2 separate regions of the Homo sapiens genome follow, and region 2 is linked to region 1. Evidence: chromatin loops called from intact Hi-C (ENCODE). Cell type or tissue: heart left ventricle. All regions are shown on one strand. Links, peaks and the distances in the headings refer to the core of each region. The heading gives the core; the rest is flanking DNA.

Region 1 (8,953 bases), core at 373-8,372:
CACACATGGTCCCATAAAGATGCTTTTAGTTGACCAATGACCAATAAACTTGTACCTTACTGGGCAAATGCTCAGTGTAGAGTTGTATTTCCTAAGAAACCAAAGCAAACAAATCTGAGTTCAAGCTCTTATTAGTCTTTATTAGAATTAAAGCACATAGCTGGCTTAAGTCTACAGGGAGACTAAGCATTTCTCTCCAAGTCTTTGAATTTTTGTATTTACCTCAAACAAAAAAATACCTACAAGGAATGTAAATCAAATTGTCTCTCTAATCATCTCGCTTGAAGAATATGTTTAGGAGTGGTTGGCTGGGATGTGGTTGACTGGGAAGGAGTCTGTATACTTTGGATATTAAGAGCCAAGGGCCCAGCCCTTGGTCATAGCCCTTAGTCCTGTGATTTGGAATAGGCACTTAGCCCCATCTGTTTTCTCACTTGTACAATGAGGTTAATAAAACCTGTCCTGTCTGAATCTTACAGAGGATGATCGTGAGAGTTAAATTCAAATGATGCAAAAGGACCATCTGAGTGGAGACTGCCCTATATTTTTTTAGAACAATATGAACCCCTTTCTAAAACATATTTCTCCCTTCTTTACAAAAGTTGGCATCACTTGGGTGACTGAGTTATAAAATCTAGCCCCAAATCCTTCATATGTGGCATCTGAAGGCATGTTGCTATAAGCTAGCGTTAGGTGCGGCCAGGGCGTTTGCAGGGATGAAGAGCAATGTGCATATATGTACATGAGGCAGCTTCTGTGTCTTTCAAGGTCTGCAGGGGACAGAACACAATGAGCCACTTGACTCTGAGGTACTGTTTGAGGCACAGATGTTGAGCAGGTGACTAAGCTATGCAGGAAGAAATCATTTCCCAATCAGCATTTCACCACTGCATTCCCACTATCGCACTCCCACCTCATCAAAATCATGCCGTCACTTTGGGGCCACAGGCAAAATCCCTCCAACAGGCTTCGTAAATGAAGTCACTTCATAATCATCAATCTAGATAGATAAAACATCACCTATCTTTACAAGCTGCAAAGTATATTTTGCTCAAATGCTACTAAATTAATGTTGAAGTAATAATTCCAGTAAAGTGAAATTCCAAAAAGAATGAAGCAAACAGCATTCAGAGTGGCATCTCTGGCCTCCTGTTTCAGATCCTACCGAGCCCAGCACTTCAAGACTGTGAACCGTGCCCAGGATGGTCCACTTCCGTATCATCATCCTTACCAGCCTATTGCAAAGCATTGTCACCTGAACTCACAACACAGGAATCCTCGAAAAGTGTAACAGCAAGAAACAGACAAGGAACAAACATGATGAAGCAGGAGAACACCAAGTACTACTGACAAGGTCCACCTAACTCCTACCCTCAGCATCTTCGGTGGCTTTATATACAGGCCTTTTTCAGAGGATTGTGTACAATTTCCTCAATTCTCTTCATGTTAACTTCTCAAGCCAGCTGGAAGAGAGCTTCGAGGGCTTTTTCTTTGAGAATTGGCTGAGTTTCTTTAAGATTCTAGATCACAAAATGCAATGCTCATGGTAAAGGTTCTCTTTCCTTAATATGTTTAGAAGTTTAGGTCTTCTTTTCACTAAAATAGAGCTGTACACAGACTCTCAGAAACATAAAAGCCTGTAGAGAGAGGGCATCTGGGGTTATGAGGTAGAAGAGGGGTGTCAACATAGACCATGGTTGCACATCTATCTCAAACCAGTCCCTCCTCCTCCTGGGATAACAGGTATCTGAAGGCATGGCCTGGGTCCTGCTCAAATGATTCCATGGGTATCAGATTGTTTGGGGCACCTCTTGGTGCTGGTGGGGTATTCCCTTAGAGATGGAGAGGAGGGATATATCTTGATCACTCTTTCTTAAGGTCATCCAACTTATTCTGAGTGATTTTCTTCCTCATAATGTAGCCTGGTGACCTAAATTTGACTCCCAGGAGGATCTCTATGATGAGGGAGGATGATCCAGCCAAGTGATATGAGCACTTCCTGCTTCCAGACTATCAGCAGCAGGATGGGAATGTGTTAGTCAGCCCCTGTGGATTTGGGTGGCAGAGACTGGAGCCTAAAGTCCCTCATCCCAGTGACCTCAGAGCATCCATTTGGGAAGATACAACTGGACCCAGACTCTGGAGCAGGCATGGCCAGCCTTTTGTTGTACCTCTATACTATAGAACCACTCTGGGTTTGGCAGATTTTGTCAAACTTTATACTTTAAATACATATAATATCTCATAGGATTGCCAATCATTCCATTTTTTTCTATCTACCATTCTCGGTCTTCCTCCCAGCCCAAACGTGAGGCTCAAAGGGACAGAGATCATACCTTTCTATTTATGTATCTTCATGGCTTCAAGTAGTCCTGGCCTCTAACAGACACTCAATAAAAATGTTTCAGACTAAATGATGGAATTAGTGTGTACTGAAATATATAGAGACAGCTATTTGGAAACTCATATGGGTTTTTTCTGTTTAACTTAAACCAACCCAGAGATATCCCTGTATTGTCAGGAGTATCGCGAGACTCTTCCAACCCCACATTCCTACAGTGGTTATTTCTAGGCCAAAGTTTTGTGTTTTGAAGTCTTTTCCATTTGATAAAACACAGCTTTTCTGAACAGATATTAACTGAGATAGTAAATAATATTTTTTAAAAACAGGTAGCTGAAAAACAGTTCCTGGGATTAGTAAGATGAAGTCTGTAAAAGTCGCCAGGGGCCACCCTGTGTGGGAAATCCACCGAGATGTTTGGCTGGTGGTTTAATGGTCAAGAAGAGGTAGGGAGCAATGCTGGGTGGGGGACAAAGTGGCCAGCAGGGAGGGGAGAGTGGCAGGCACCTGTGGGCTCTCTTTTGGATGGCATCCTTGCACCCCTCTCCACTGCCAAGTTAATGCTTACTTTTCACGCAGATCTCGCACTTGGTTGGGCTTGAAGCTGGGAGCTGACTGGGAGCAGGGACTGGTGGGGGCCGACAGGGTGCTCTTGATGCTCTGCACCGAGTGCCTGCGGCTCCTTCTGCGGTCCAGGCCCCGGTGCTCGCCTCCGCCACTGGAACACACGCTGGCCCTCCTCCGGTCCCGGCACCCACTGGGGGGTGGCTCCGTGGTCTCATCGCCATCCTCGTGCCTGAGCGCCACCTGGAAAAGCAGAGCACGCCCAGTGCAAGGTCAGGCTTGGCATCCTTTCACAGACCTCAGGTGTGACTGCATTTCAGGATTGCCCTAATAGGGATTTTTAACTCTGTCTTCGCAAACTGCACGCCTCAGCTTCCCTGCCAGGTCTTCACAACCACATGTGTCCAAGCCAAACACAGCCTGGGCACTGGAAGATGCCTGCCACTGTAGGTTCTTCCCATCAAACAGACACGAAGCGGGCAGCCAATATGACCAGTGAGTCTGAGAAATATTTTTGTAATCGGATAGGACCTAACTAACTCTGTACCCCAGCATTTCCATTTCCCGGGCCTTCACCATCTCCTTGCCCACCCGTGTCTCTTTTCTGCTCCATGAGCCTGAATCTCTCCTGAAGCCTAGTGGTGGCCGGTTCCCTATCAGTCTTGAGCTCGCTTTCCCAAAGAGGGTGCTCAGAAGTGGCCAGAGCCACAAGATCCAGGTGAATGGGAACTGGCCTCACCCATAAATCTTTCTAAGAGGACTAGTGCCACAGCAGGTACTGTTTAATTTCAAAATCTTGGCTGACAGCTGCTGCACTATCAGGCTATCACAGCAGCCTGGTTCAGGATTTGGAGTGGAGCCTGTAGTTTTACCAGAAGCTTGCAAACACAAGTCACAAAGATACACAACACAAAAAGACAACTCCTAGAATTAAGATTTGTTTTAAAGTTTCCTAAGAGTGACGCATATTTGTGCAGAAAAATAACTGGCTTGCACTTTGCCACTCCGGCTTACATGGGGAAATGTGAGCCAACTGGTCCCATACTCTTTCTTACCCTTTGCCTTTCTCCAAGGGATATTTTTAGCCCTGTGTCTAGGTGGCGCCCTCTGCAGAAGACCAGCTTTTCCATCTCTTAATCTCACTCTGTCCTGGATCTTACTTCATGGCTTTCTCACCTCCCATTAAAACTAACTGTCCTTCTGAGTAACTCTCCTCCACCTCTCTTCTAGCACCCAGCTCTGCTCCTTATCCATGATGACTCTTCGTAGCCAGGGACTCTATCTCTGGCCTCTAATTGTTATGCCTACGCCTACATTCTCTAAAACTGGACAGCAGAAAGAATACAAGTTTTGGTGTCAACTAGACCTTGGTGTGCATGCTGGCTGTGCCACTAATGAACCAGGTGTGCCCTGTCATAAATTACTTGTACCCTCTCTGGCTCACCAAATGAAGGTAATAGAATTGCCCTTGCAGGTTTGTGATGAGAATCACTTATGTAAAGGTAACTTGTGTAAAGCATCTAGGGTAGGGCCTTCTCTGTGGTACTCAATGAATATGACTGCCTTCCCCTATCCATTCTCTCACAGGAAGTGACCTAAGATGCCCATAAATTCCTTAATCACACAGAACTTCTGACTTCGCAACCATGGAATAACACAGTTCCAAGTCCCCAAACATGCAAGTTCTCCAGCCTTGTGGGTGTTCTTAGTCACATTTCACAACCCAGTCCTTCCATGTGAGAGAATGGAGAATATAAAGACTCAGATAGCTAACCACAGTATATGGCTTTAACATCACCTATGTGCAGAAAACCTAGCTATTGCAAAATCAGCTGCCCTCATGTGAGCTCGGCTGAGGCAAGGCCAGGTTAGCCACTGTCATCTCAGTTCACAGGGACATATCAGCACCTGAGATACACAAACCGTTTACCAGGAGTGTATCCACCCTTATCTGCCCTACCCTGTTTCCACCAGCTCAAGCTTTCACAAAATCTCTTCCATCTACATGCCAGATACATCTTATAACAAACTCCCATAGGTGACGATAATTTAACAGACTTTTGACTGTTTTACTCCCCTAGAATTCACCAAACATAATTTTGGGAGGTTTGAGGCAAGAATTGATAAAAGCTCTATCTTTACAAAATCTCATTGGGAATTCTATTTCCTAGGAGTATCCTTCTGCATTGTAACTGCAAGAACTAAAAAGAAATTAAGCATTTAGTTAAGCACATATGTCATCTCAACTTTAAAACTTTAAATGACATTCTGTGGGGAAAAGTTTGAGAACAACCACATACCTAACAAAGGACAGCATTTTTAAGTGTTTCTAGCCAATGTTTTTTTCATTTCTATAAATAAAAATTCTAGACCATTTGAACTTATTCTGACCTGATGTGTTGATTCTGCTTCTTATTAAGCACACATTTGGAATGATAAGATTAGGGGCTAAAGTAGAGTTAAGATATTTCTAATTCCTTGTCTAACCTCAGAGATCCAAGGATCAAGTGACGTTCTACTCACAAGTCCTTTCAGAGAGGCACACAGTGTGCATGAAGTGAAATCCACTTTAACTGCCCTTTGTCAAGGAAGGTAGAGATAACCAGAAAGTTTGAAGGCCAAGAAAAATCTGGAAAAATTATCAAGGCAACACCATAACATGGCATGCAGTTAGGGCTTTCTGAAGTTCAGATAATTAACAAAACATCAAGCTACTTAAAACAAGAAGAGTGCATGGAGGGAGCAAATGGGCCACAGAATCTTGGTAGACCCAAGGGTAGCCTCATGCTTGGCAGTCAGGGACAACATAACAAGAAATTGGAGGCTGCTGTTCACTCATGGTTTTGTTTTTATAATAAGAATTCTAGAGTCATCAGTGTCCAGTGATGACAGGAAGAGAGGCTTTGTTTGCACATGCTAGGCTACGGTGGCATTTCCAAATGCTTTCGGCTCTAGTGAGCACTACAGCTTAGACTCAGGAACACTGGGAGCTAGAAAACACCTGGAGAGTACGGCTTTTCACCCAAGGCTTATTTAGGACATGTGGTAAGAGTCAGACCTAATCAAATACAGCGCAATGAGTATCCTCCGTGGGAGCACTAAGTGAGATAGAGCCAGTCCTGCAAGACCTCTAACACTGTCCCAAGTAATGGAGTGACTCATTTGCTAGACCTCTCATCAAATACCTTCTAACTCTTTTAATTAAATGTAGAACGCTATTTGTAAACTAAAAACTTGGGCAAGGAGCAAGTAGGGTCCAGAATCCAGCCCTGACGGCTTACACATCCCCATGTAACCAAGAAAGCAGTTAGGGGCAACTTAAGGTGACATCTGTAACCACTTCTACCAGTCTTTGAGGCCACTGAATGATCTGAACATTCTTAAGAATTTTTTTCTTTTTATTTATTGTAGTAAAAATATTCAACATGAGATCTATTCTTTTATCAGATTCTAAGTGTACGATACATTATTGTTAACTAGAGGGACGATGTGGTATAGCACATATCTATAACTTATTCATCTTGCATTACTAAAACTTTATGCTTGCTGATAGGCAACTCTCCTTCACCCCCTCTCCTTAGCCCCTGGTAATGGCCATCCTACTCTCTGCTTCTGTGAGTCTATTTTAGATACCTCATATAAGTGAAAATATGCAGTATTTGTCCTTCTGTGACTGGGCCATTTCACTTAGCAAAATGTCCTACAAGTTCATCCAAGTTGTAGGAAATGTCAAGATTTCCGTCTTAAGACTGAAAATATTCCATTGCCTGTATATACCATATGTTCTTTATTGATTCGTCCATCATTGGACATTTTGGTTGGTTCCACACCTTGGCTATTGTGACTAGTGCTGCGACAAACATGGGAGTACCAATATTTCTCCAAAATCCTGATTTCAATTCTTTTTGATGAATATCCAGAAGTGGGACTGCTGGATCATATGGTGGTTTCATTTTTAATGCTTGAACAGTTTTTTTCTTTAACTTTGTACTGTGGAAATTCTCAAACACACACAAAATAGAGAGAAGAATATAGACTGTGATGTGCTCATCACCCATGAAAGCTCAACAATGTGGCTTGCTTTGGCCAATGGAACATCAACAAACATGATGCACACAGAAGCCTGAAAAGTGTTTACACACTGGGACTTGCCTTTTTGAAACACTGCTATCATGGGAAGACATGTGGGCTAGGCTGTTGAAGACACATGGCCCAGCCAACAGCCAGTACCAAATGCCAGGCCAAGTAGATAAACTAAGGCCGTCTTAGACCACTCAGCTCACTCAAACCACTAGATAACTGCAGCTGAGTGAAAACTTCCCAGCTGAATAAGGCTCAAATTCCTAACCCAAAACATCAGGAACAGGGATTGTTGTTTTACACCACTAAGTTCTGGGGTGTTTTGTTATGCAGAAAAAGATAACTGATACATACTTCCTATCACCTATGACAAGGAAGAATCTTCAGAGATTGGACCTATTAATTACTCTTAACAGTAATAGTTATTTCTCATCCTCTACAGTCTTCAGCCTTAAGATGCCTGACCCCTTACAAGGACACATTTTCAGAATCTAAAGTTAGAACACGTAATCTGACAAAATATTTTCTTTTCTGTCAATTTATGTATGTGAAAAAAATAATATGAAGCCATAAAAATTCAAATGAATTTAATTAAACATGGATCAAATCACCCTTCTGAAATGGAGTTAAATTACAGGAAATTGGGCCTGTTTCCAGCAAGTCCAAGACATAATGGCCACCAGATGTCCTTCTCTATTAGGAAGAATTCTAGAAGGCTAACCAAGCTCTCTGCAATTGCTTGAGAACATTCAGTCTTTTGTGAAAAAAAAAATTGGTTCTGCTTGTAGGCTTCGTTGCTGCCCTTGCATATATTGAAGTTGGTTGTCTTTTGGCAATGAATATATTTTTGAGATGCATTAACTTTCAGAAAGAAAGAAAAATCCCAACTCTGCCAGCTATCTAAAGGATTCAGTTGTCACAGCTTGAGTTATTACACAGGGCATCTGCCCCTTAAGGTGACTGCTTTCCAACTGAATAGCATCCTTCCTTCATTCAACTCAGCACCTGGTAGACACTATCATGAAATGTGTGGTATTTGAAGGAGACCTTCATTCAAGCACCTACTGAACTTCTACTTTGGGCAGCTGTGCTGCTGGCCCTTGGGGCTAGACAGAGGCATGAGACATATGGCTTAGAGTAGCTCAAAGGGAAACAGGTCGCACATTCTGAGGAGTGTTAAATCAGAGGTGTGGACACAAGGCAGCACCCTCTCATCAGCTATGAATGGCAGTAGGGGGACAAACAGAAGGAGCCCCTTCCATCTTGCCAAGGAGCCTTAGGGAAAGAGATGACATCTGAAGTGACTGCAGCAGCAGGAGTAGGAGTTTGATAACTTGAGAATAGGAAGAAAAAACACTCCAGGCAAAGAAAATAGAATGGATAAAGGAAAGTTCCCCAAAGAACCTGCCTTTCATGTTCAAAAACAGGAGAAGTTGAGTGTGGTTGAAACTTCAGACACATCTTGGGAATGGTGGAGATGAGGCCACAGAGGCACGAAGGCCTCGGAGTATGGAGGGCCCTTGTACCAATGGAAGGAATTTTGGTTTCATCTTACTGGTCATGAAAAGCTCATTCATTCGTTTTCTTAAACAGGAGAACAGCATAATGAGATTTGACTTTCAGGAGGATCACCTTGCTTTCAGCCAGTGGGAGTTTGGAATGGGGAGAAGGCCCTCATGGGATCTCAATGTCCCCCAGGCTCTGAACATGCTGCTCTCCAGGCCCTACCCCTGTAGCCACCCAGCCTCCTTTCAACCCCTGACACCTGCCATGCCTGACCTCCTCCAATGCTCTCCCTCATTCACTGTCTTTCATCAGGCCTTCCTTCCTTGCTGCTGCCCCTCTTTCTGGCCCCCACCTCATACCGTCTCTTTTCTTCATAGACATGTTTGCGATCTCAGATCCTCTGCTTACGCACGTTCTTGATTGCTGTCTGCACCTCATTAGAGTATGTGCCCTCTCAGGGCA
Region 2 (8,953 bases), core at 264-8,263, 64 kb before region 1:
CTCTGAATTTCTGAACCTGCTTCAATACTAACAGCAATGTAACTGGAATTCACTTTGTTCTCTCAGTGCTGACCATGGAAACTTTTTTTATATTCTAAAATATTTCTGAGTAGGAATCAGACATCCAATAGCTTGAACCTGACGTCACATAGAGTTTATTCATCAAAGTCAGTTTAAAAGAACAAAGATACATCTGTTTTGCATTTCAGGCAGGCAGAACCCACTAACTGTTTATTAAGACCAGCTACCAATCATATTCCTCATAGTGCGCTTTATAGATCAGACCAAAATAACTTTGAAATGTGTGCCTCTTCCAGATGTCTGCTAATTTTACTCACCATTATTTTTTCAGAAATAAATTTATGCATTCAGCTGTAACAGGTTTCTTACTATCTTACCTACCACTAAACTTTGGAACAGCTTACTCAAGACGCTCACTTTGCATCTATCCAATTCACTGCTTCAGTTCCTCACAATGGGCATTAGACATGGTGTTCCTCATTTACCCAGATAAGAAAGGCAGAGCACATAATTAAAATATTTTAAAACAATGCATTTAAAAAGCATGCATTTTTTGCATCCCATCCTCAAGGTGGGTGTGGTTTCTCGATCTGTAATCCTCACCCCTTTTCCCTGCCAGCCCAAAGGCAGTCCACCCTTCGGACCACACTTGCATGCACATCTCCCTCCAGGAAGGCTGCCTTGACCACCACAGCTGGAAGTGATCTTGGCCTTGCCTCTGAACTCATGTCGGATATGTAGTCCCTTCAACTCAGATGGCATTTTACATTTACTGCCTGGCATATTTAGTCATCTGTTCACATGTGTATGTCTGTTTTCAAAAAGCAAATAATAGGATTTTCATGAACAGGAAGATTACCATCCTCTGTTCTTTCCCTCGGTGCCTTGCATTTGCAGGCTGATGGGAAGCAGGCAGAGCATGCAGGGAGAAGCCTGCAGAGTGGCACCCCACCTGCAGAGGTCCACCTGCAGCCCAGGATGCTGAGGGAGCAAATGCATCCCATTTCATTTTTGTGGGGAATGAGCTTGCATTCATGGTGAATCTCTGATAAAAGGTGTGTAGTGCATGTATATGTAGACACAAACACTTCAGGCTTGGCCAAGAGCACCACCTCTTGAGGGGTAAGAGAGGCAACAAAAGGAATGTGTTTGTGGCCTTAATTCGGGCCAGCAAGAAAAAGCCACTTGGCTGTGGAAGTAACAAGAACCTTGAAAGAAAACAATTTTAAGGGTAAGAGGCAGGGCCTCCAGCAGGTATGTGTTAAATGGGATGGTGGCAAGTTCAAGGCCAGAAATGCCCTAAGTCCAGGAGTTGTGAGCACAGGCATTCCCACACTGCTGCCACAGGATAAAGGGGCAGGCAAGAAATGAGTGCAAATAAGAGAATCTGGACAGGTCCAGGAATTCAGGAGGTCAGAATCCCACTGCAAGAAATCAAATGAGTCTGGAGTGGGTGGTGGTGATGAAGCCCTCAATGAAAGGCTTCCAGCCAGGAGGACATCCCACTTGCTGCATTCATTTTTGCTGGCTCATTCCTGGTCCTGGCCTTCTGCATGCCTCTCTGTGGGCAGCCAGGTGGGCAGGAATTTGTGGGGAGCCAAAGGGTTTAACCCACTTTCTGGGAGACTCCAGGGGCCACTCATCCCAGAGCCTGTATATATTTGACTCAAATGCTATTCCTGTGTACCCTTTGGCCTCACAGATGCCATCACTGAAGATCTGTAAGACATGGGAAGAGTTAGAGGTTTAATCTGAATTGTCCCAAAACATGATGTTTATGTGTTAGACAAAAATGGTAGAAGCAGAGGTAGAGGGATGGTGAGTTGTTGCTTCATGGATAAAGAGGTTCAGTTTTATAAGATGAGAAGAGTCTGGAGACTGGTTACACAACAATGTGAATGCACTTAATGCTACTGAAATACACATTTAAAATGGTTAAGATGGTCAATTTCATGTGATGTGCATTTGATCATAATTAAAAGTTTTTTTTTTATATGGCGGGGCAGAGAGGCATGGAGGTCAAGAGCACTAAACCTTTCTGAAAAAGCAGCAGCAGCGTTCATCTGCAGTGGCCAGAGTGGTGAAGGCGGTGGGCTGGTACGCGGAGACGGCCATGCCACAGGCATTTACGGTGTTACAGCTTAGCGACCCCTCCTGCCCCAGAAGAACCTCCAGCAGTTCTTGGGGAGGAAGCTGGACCTATGTCATGACCTTTTCCTAGACAATGACTTAAGTGCTATGGGGCCCAATAGTACTTGATCTGAGGACCCACCGGCCCATGCAATGACTGTCACGTATCCCTGCTGCCATGCGAAGCCACACTCAATCCACAGACCGACAGAGCCTCCTCTGTGGGAAGCACCGGGCTTTCTATCCACAAACCACAGCCCCAAGAAAAGACTTCCTACTTTTGCTGCCTTCATCCAAACATTCCCGTTTATCCTCTGCCTATATCATTTGTTTGTTCATTCATCTTTTCATTTATTTATTGAATGTTTGTCAAGTGCCTGTCATGTGCCAAGAACTGTAGTGGGCACTCACGATTTAATAATAAACAAGGAAAAATCCCACCCTCACAGAGCTCACAGTTCAGTGGGAGAGAGAGACAAATAAACCACTGGGATGAACTCCAACATCCGCCAGAGCTCAGTGGCAGGGCTGGTACTGCGGCTCAGTCTCTTTTCACAGGGCCCTACAGAAACTCTGCTTGACTTTAGATTAACCTAGACCTACTTACTGATGACTTTTCCTGCCACACTTCTATTTGGAAATTCTCACTTACATTAAAGTAAACTCTGGCTCCCTTTAACTTCTGCCCTGTTCTCAGTCCTTCTAAGCAAGGCTCAGAACCCTTTCTTACTGCTTCATTGATCATTTTCATGCACAATTTCCAAAACCCTAGCCCAGTTCCAACCTTTTCTTTGCACTTTGTTCCCATAGCCCCTGTTTGCTATAAAGCATTTCTTCTCCATGCCCTGCTGTCTCCCTCAGACTAACAAACCCAAACAGAAGTATCCTCCTGTGCTACCCCACAACACACCCCCAGCCTGGCTCATTCCTTACTACACACACTTCTTTTTTCTCCTTTAAATTATTTGTGAATGTCATTTTAATCAATCATTATCCTATAAAGCCTTTCTTCTAATACTTAAAAGGATGAGAAGTAGCATCTCAACAGAAACTTACTCCTGGTCTGCACCATTGCCAATAACATAGTTTGTCTGAAATTATGGAGTGAGATGATATGAAATAATATAACATGTATCCAGATGGTCACTACACCTCAAAATAAGATGACATTCATCTTGTTACAGTTACATGATACAAACCTCAAAAACCATCTGCTGTGACTCTGGCTGTCTTTTTCTGAGTCTTGCATTAAGGGTAAGAGATGTGGGACTTGACAAACACACATTGCTCTATCTGGAAGAGTTACTTTTCCTTATTTCTGTACTACTTCCCACCTCTGATCTCTACTAGTTTCCATTTCCAAATTCCATTATACTTGGAAATCTTACTTTTTCCTGGCTTAGTAGGAACTCTTAAAAGCTTTTGAAACAGGGATGAAAGTCTATATTTCCCCTAACTCCCATCTTCACCAGGTTATTCAAGAAGAAAACTAACAAGAAAAATGGCTGAGCCAAACCAAAGGAAAATGCGTGCCTGCTTCCCTAGACCTCCGTGTAAACAGAGAGGTGGCTTCAAGGGAAGAATCCCACAGTGGGCCTGGGGAGCACACTCCTGTGTCCAGGCTGATGGGCAGCCTGGGAGCAAAGACTATGGGCAGAACCAGAGGAGAGAGGAGAAGCAGCAACCTCCTCTTACGAGTTTGCCAGACATAAGTGAAGTCTTGTTTGGACAAAAAAGAGCAGTAAATAATATCCAGAAAGAGCTGGACTTCCGTGGTTTGGGGAAATTTTGAAGTCAGCTGAGCCAGTTCAGATCTTGACACAGCACTTAAACCACCTCCCCAGGAGCTGCCAAGCCTTGTCTGTGTGGACTTAACCTAACAGTCAAGTTGTTGAAAGCTCAAATAAGTACAGAATCTGGGGGGAGAACTAAAATAATAAAATTTAGTTCCTTATGCCTGGGCAGGAAGTCAACCGCATTTTCAGTGAAAGTATATGTGATGCCCTCTGATGTAAAAAACAGGTACTAGTGAGAAATATAAGCTTCCTATTTCTTTAGCAGCATGTTTCACTCTAGATTTGCCAGCCACAACTGGTTATTAGGATGACAATAATCAAATAGAATGTTGGAATCAAAGTAATGCCATCATTTTATTTAAGAGGTTGATCTAAGCATCTAATTCTTAAATTGAAGACAGGCAGTCTCCACTCTTCCCTGCCTCAGAGACTGTCCTGATGTATTTAGCTGGTGTTTAGAAAATTAGCACAATTCTACTTCTTATTGGCCCAGTCCAGAAATTGTTAGGTTCCCAGCTGGCTCCAGCATAAAAGGTGTTAAAAGCAGTCTTTCCATCTCTCCATGCAGTCACCCCACCTGGTGGTAGAGGGGACAACTGCAGGCTATAAAGAGCTGGGGGTGAAAACTTGTCTTTTGCCAGTCTACTTGTAAAACCAGTTTCCACTGTTTCTCTGCATTTATTAGACACTGAACATCTTTGTATCTTTTATTGAGATTCAAAGCATGTTGCCATTGAAATATACTACTGATCAACACCAGAGTTTTGAGCTGCTCTGTTATATGACCTAGGCTGGTTCGAATATTACAGCAACATTTTAATAACATACTTCTTAATCTTATAAAGTAATGTATCTCATATATGTTTTTCTTACAAAATTGTATACAAATATTCTGTGGATAGAAATTTAAAAATGTATTCATGCATTTTCTAGTTAGCATCACAAACCACAAAGATTCGTACCATAAATGAAGTAGTTTTTAAAATGAAAAAAAGAAATAAAGTAGTTTACAGCTTGAATATTTTAAATAAAGCTGTTGGTTCATTTACTCATTTACTGATTCCATATATTATTCCTAAGTCCCAACTACATGCCAAGCACTGTGGTGGGTACTGGGGAAATAAAGGAAATCTAGGCATTGTTCCTGCCATCGAGGAGCTGAGTACAGTTCAGTAGGGAGACAGGTAAGTGACCAGGCACATCCAGAAAGAGTCTCAGATATATCTAGTGCCCCCAGCTGCTGCCTGGCACAGTGTGGATACTAAAATATTTCTTGAAGGAGTGCTGACCATGTGACATAAAAGCATGCATTAGGAACATGTAGTCCAGGCTCAGCAGTGGTGGTGCAGGGTATTTCAAATATATGCCCTATGTCATTATGCTAACATAAACGTGCTCATTTGAAGGAATAGACACACTTAACCATGATGGCACCAAATGACAACTCCATACTTTTATTGGAAAATTTAGGTAACTAGTACACTCTGTTCTGCAAAATGCCAGCTATGTAAGGTTTTAGGTGAAGCAGTTATATTTTAATCGACAGTCTCTCTGCATGCTAGGTTAACAGTGCAAAGTCACATGCCATTTGTTACAATGGGAAAGAAGAAATATACAAACCTTTCTTCTCTTGCTTGCCTTTGCTCCTCTCTTTTGTCTAAATAATCTCGGCTAATGGAAATATGTAGAACAAACAAACAGGAAAAGAAAGTAACAGAATTAGATACTCAGAAAATTACCAATAAATTATAAACAGTATATCATGAAAGACTGGCACTGCCTCAGAAATGTAAAATGGTTGTAGCTGAATTTTTAAAAGTTTAAAGCCTGTACTTCAAAATTATTAAATACAATCGATCTTCAATACAATCACAGGGATTGCAGAAAACATAGGATTATTGGATTCACCCAGAAACACTACTAATTACTTGTTGGAAAGAATGTAAGTATCTGAGGAAAGAGAAGTTTTTAAAAAATCCATAAATAAAATACAGCAATAACAAGCAAGCAATAGCTTTTGGAGGTGATTAGCATCCAGTTGAGCTCTGGTAGCTTCATAACAGCCATCTTAAGAATTAAATCTAAGTTCCTTGGCCATTCTATGTTGCACTCCACAAGCTGAATATTCCTTCCACAACCCAGGATTTTTTTTTTTTTTTTATTTCCAGGATACATGAGGGGTGTGCAGGTCTGTTACATAGGTAAATGTGTGCCAGGGTGGTTTGCTGCACCTATCAACCCGTCACCTAAGTATTAAGCCCAACATGCCTTAGCTATTTATCCTGATGCTCTCCCTCCCCAATCCCCCCACTGACAGGCCCCAGTGTGTGTTGTTCTCACACAGAACAGTGAGAACACATGGACACAGGTCCCCTCCCTATGTCCATGTGTTCTCACTGTTCAGCTCCCACTTATGAGTAAGAACATGTGGTGTTTGGTTTTCTGTTCCTGCATTAGTTTGCTGAGAATGATGGCTTCCAGTGCCATCCATGTCCTTGCGAAGGATGTGATCTCATTCCTTTTTATGGCTACATAGTATTCCATGGTGTATATGTACCATATTTTCTTTATCCAGTCTATCAATTGATGGGCATTTGGGTTGATTCCATGTCTTTACTATTGTGAATAGTGCTGTAATGAACATACGTATGCATATGTCTTTAAGATAGAATGATTTATATTCCTTTGGGTATATACCCAGTAATCGGATTGCTGGGTCAAATGGCATTTCTGGTTCTAGGTCTCTGAGGAATCGCCACACTGTCATCCACAGTGACAACCCAGGATTCCTTCTCCACATCCATTACATTCTCAGTTTCTATTCTAGGATCACTGAAGCTCCTGCTTTGTTCCTTCTCTTTTGTCTGTACCCACAGATGCCCAAATTTTATGTTTTGTTTTTCTGTTCCTGCTGTTTTCTTAATTTTAATGTTTTGTTTTTCTGTTCCTGCTGGTTAGGTTCCAAATTGAATCTAAGTTTAAGACTATGTGGTTAGTCATCTCTCACTGGACTGTTTACTTTCTTGGAGAATCCTAACATCATGGTTTTCAACACTGGACCTCATAATATAGTTTAAATATTCTATTTCTTGGTGTACTGATAACTGGATATAAAGGGGCAGTAAGTTAGACTACAGCAGTGTAGGACCGGGAGAAAAATGCAACAAGGACTCAGATTTGTCATCGTTTATAAACATCCAACCTCATCACTTTCCACACTAGAACTAAATTTCCTATAACTCAGAAAGCTTAAGACCATATTCAACAAAAATGACAATAGATAAAGAACAACTTTTAGATGCTTTGCAAAAAGCACGAGGAGCATAAACAATTTAAATCAATGAAATGGCTGATAAAAGGTCAGTCATTTGGGTAACCTCAGGAACTACTTTAGAAAGCTTTTCCTATTTATTTTTTGAATTTCTTTTCATTCACATCCTCAGAAATATGGAACTGCAGTCACCATAATTAGTAGTTGCCTACGGTTGATTAGCATTCATTTTGGATGAGTGGAGGAGGGCCATTTTGCCAAGGTCTCTCTGTGTTCTTAAATGACAAGTTAGAATCACTTGAAATCAAGAGCAAATGGTTAACAGTTATTAGCATGGCCTCTGATGACAACCTTTCCAGGCCTAATTCTTACTCTGCCAACATATACATATGAATAACATAATTCCTGTATATTATAACACATGGGCAGGTGCAATGGCTCATGCCTATAAGTCTAGCACTTTAAGAGGTTGAGGCAGAAGGATCACTTGAGCCCAGGAGTTCAAAACCAGCCTGGGCAACACAGTGAAACCTCATCTCTACAAAAAAATACAAAAATTAGCCAGTAGTCCCATGTACATGCCTGTAGTCCCAGCTATTTGGGAGGCTGAGGTAGGAGGATCACCTGAGCCTGGGAGGTCGAGGCTGCAGTGAGCCAAGATGGTGACACTGCACTCCAGCCTCGGCAAAAGAGTGACACCCTGTCTCAAGAAACAAACAAACAAAAAAAACCAATGCACTCTTGTCCTATTCTCCTATACTTCTGGGACTCCGATGACACGAATGCTAGACATTTTGATGTTATTACGCAGGTCCCTACAGCTTTGTTCATTTTTCTTTCAATTTTTGTTTGTTGTGTTTAGTTTTCAGGTAGGAAAATTTCTGTTGTTCTATCTTCAGGTTCACTCATAGCAATGAGTTCACTTTCTTCTCTCATAGCAATTCTATTTGGCCCATCTGACAAATTTTCTATTTTAATTTTCCTGTTCTATATATATTTCCATTTGGATCTTTATATCTTTTATTTTTTTTTTACAGAGACATCTTTTCATTTGTTTCAAGAGTATTTGCCCTTACTTCCTAAAGCATGTTTATAATAGCTACTTTAAAGTCTTTAAATGTATAATATCTATGTCCTTTGTGGTTAGCCATCTTTTAATTCTCTTTTCCCTTTGAGTTAAAATTTTCCTAATTATTTTTATGATAAGTTATTTTGGATTGTATTCTGTACATTTTACATATTTTGTAATGAGATTTGAGGTCTTATTTAAATTCTACAAAGAATCTTGATTTTTGTTTTATTTTGTATTAGCAGGTAATCAACCGGGTTAAGTTCAACCTGCAAGTTGTAACCTGCCTTCAGACATTGGTTCCAATATTAATTCAGTTTTCTGGGATCTGGGTGGTGATCCACTCCCACTCTGTACTTAGTTCTCAAAGCCTATGGCATGCCATGTAGGTTTGAAGCCACATGTGTACAAATCAGACATGCATTCAGGAGTGCTCTCTTGATATCCTGGCTCTTTGTGGCTTTCCTAACACTTTCTGGCTCCTTGGGTTTCCTTTTATGGTCCTCCAGCCAGAAGGCTTGGGCTTTACTTTCCCTGTCCTGCTGCATACTTTTGGTAACTGCATCTGCATCTAGGACAATATAGCAGGAGGAGAGCAAAGTGATATGCCTAGTGATCATGGGGTCATAGCTCTTATGGTCAGAGGAAGAGTTCCCCTCTCTCCCA

Evidence for each region. Hi-C counts contacts between places; a loop is a spot of excess contacts. Peaks named below come from ENCODE experiments on the same cell type or tissue, not always from the same donor. Only the 100,000 strongest peaks of a DNase experiment are listed, where the experiment ranks them.
Region 2: it touches region 1 in a loop (2.8-fold over the local background); 2 of 110 quality-filtered maps call a loop at or near these places.

The regions. Positions count from the first base shown.
Region 1 is chr18:36,619,706-36,628,658 of GRCh38, reverse strand. It overlaps FHOD3 (formin homology 2 domain containing 3), which reads right to left. Exons shown (of 29, transcript NM_001281740.3): 10 at 2,910-3,148. Among named protein-coding and RNA genes, the nearest start is that of TPGS2, 200 kb to the left of the region's middle. In heart left ventricle, for the core only: a CTCF peak has its summit at 4,003 (motif pointing left); no DNase peak of the experiment used is centred there; H3K27ac peaks cover 3,165 bases.
Region 2 is chr18:36,683,793-36,692,745 of GRCh38, reverse strand. FHOD3 (formin homology 2 domain containing 3) reads right to left here. Exons shown (of 29, transcript NM_001281740.3): 16 at 5,568-5,618. Among named protein-coding and RNA genes, the nearest start is that of TPGS2, 140 kb to the left of the region's middle. In heart left ventricle, for the core only: a CTCF peak has its summit at 4,526; no DNase peak of the experiment used is centred there.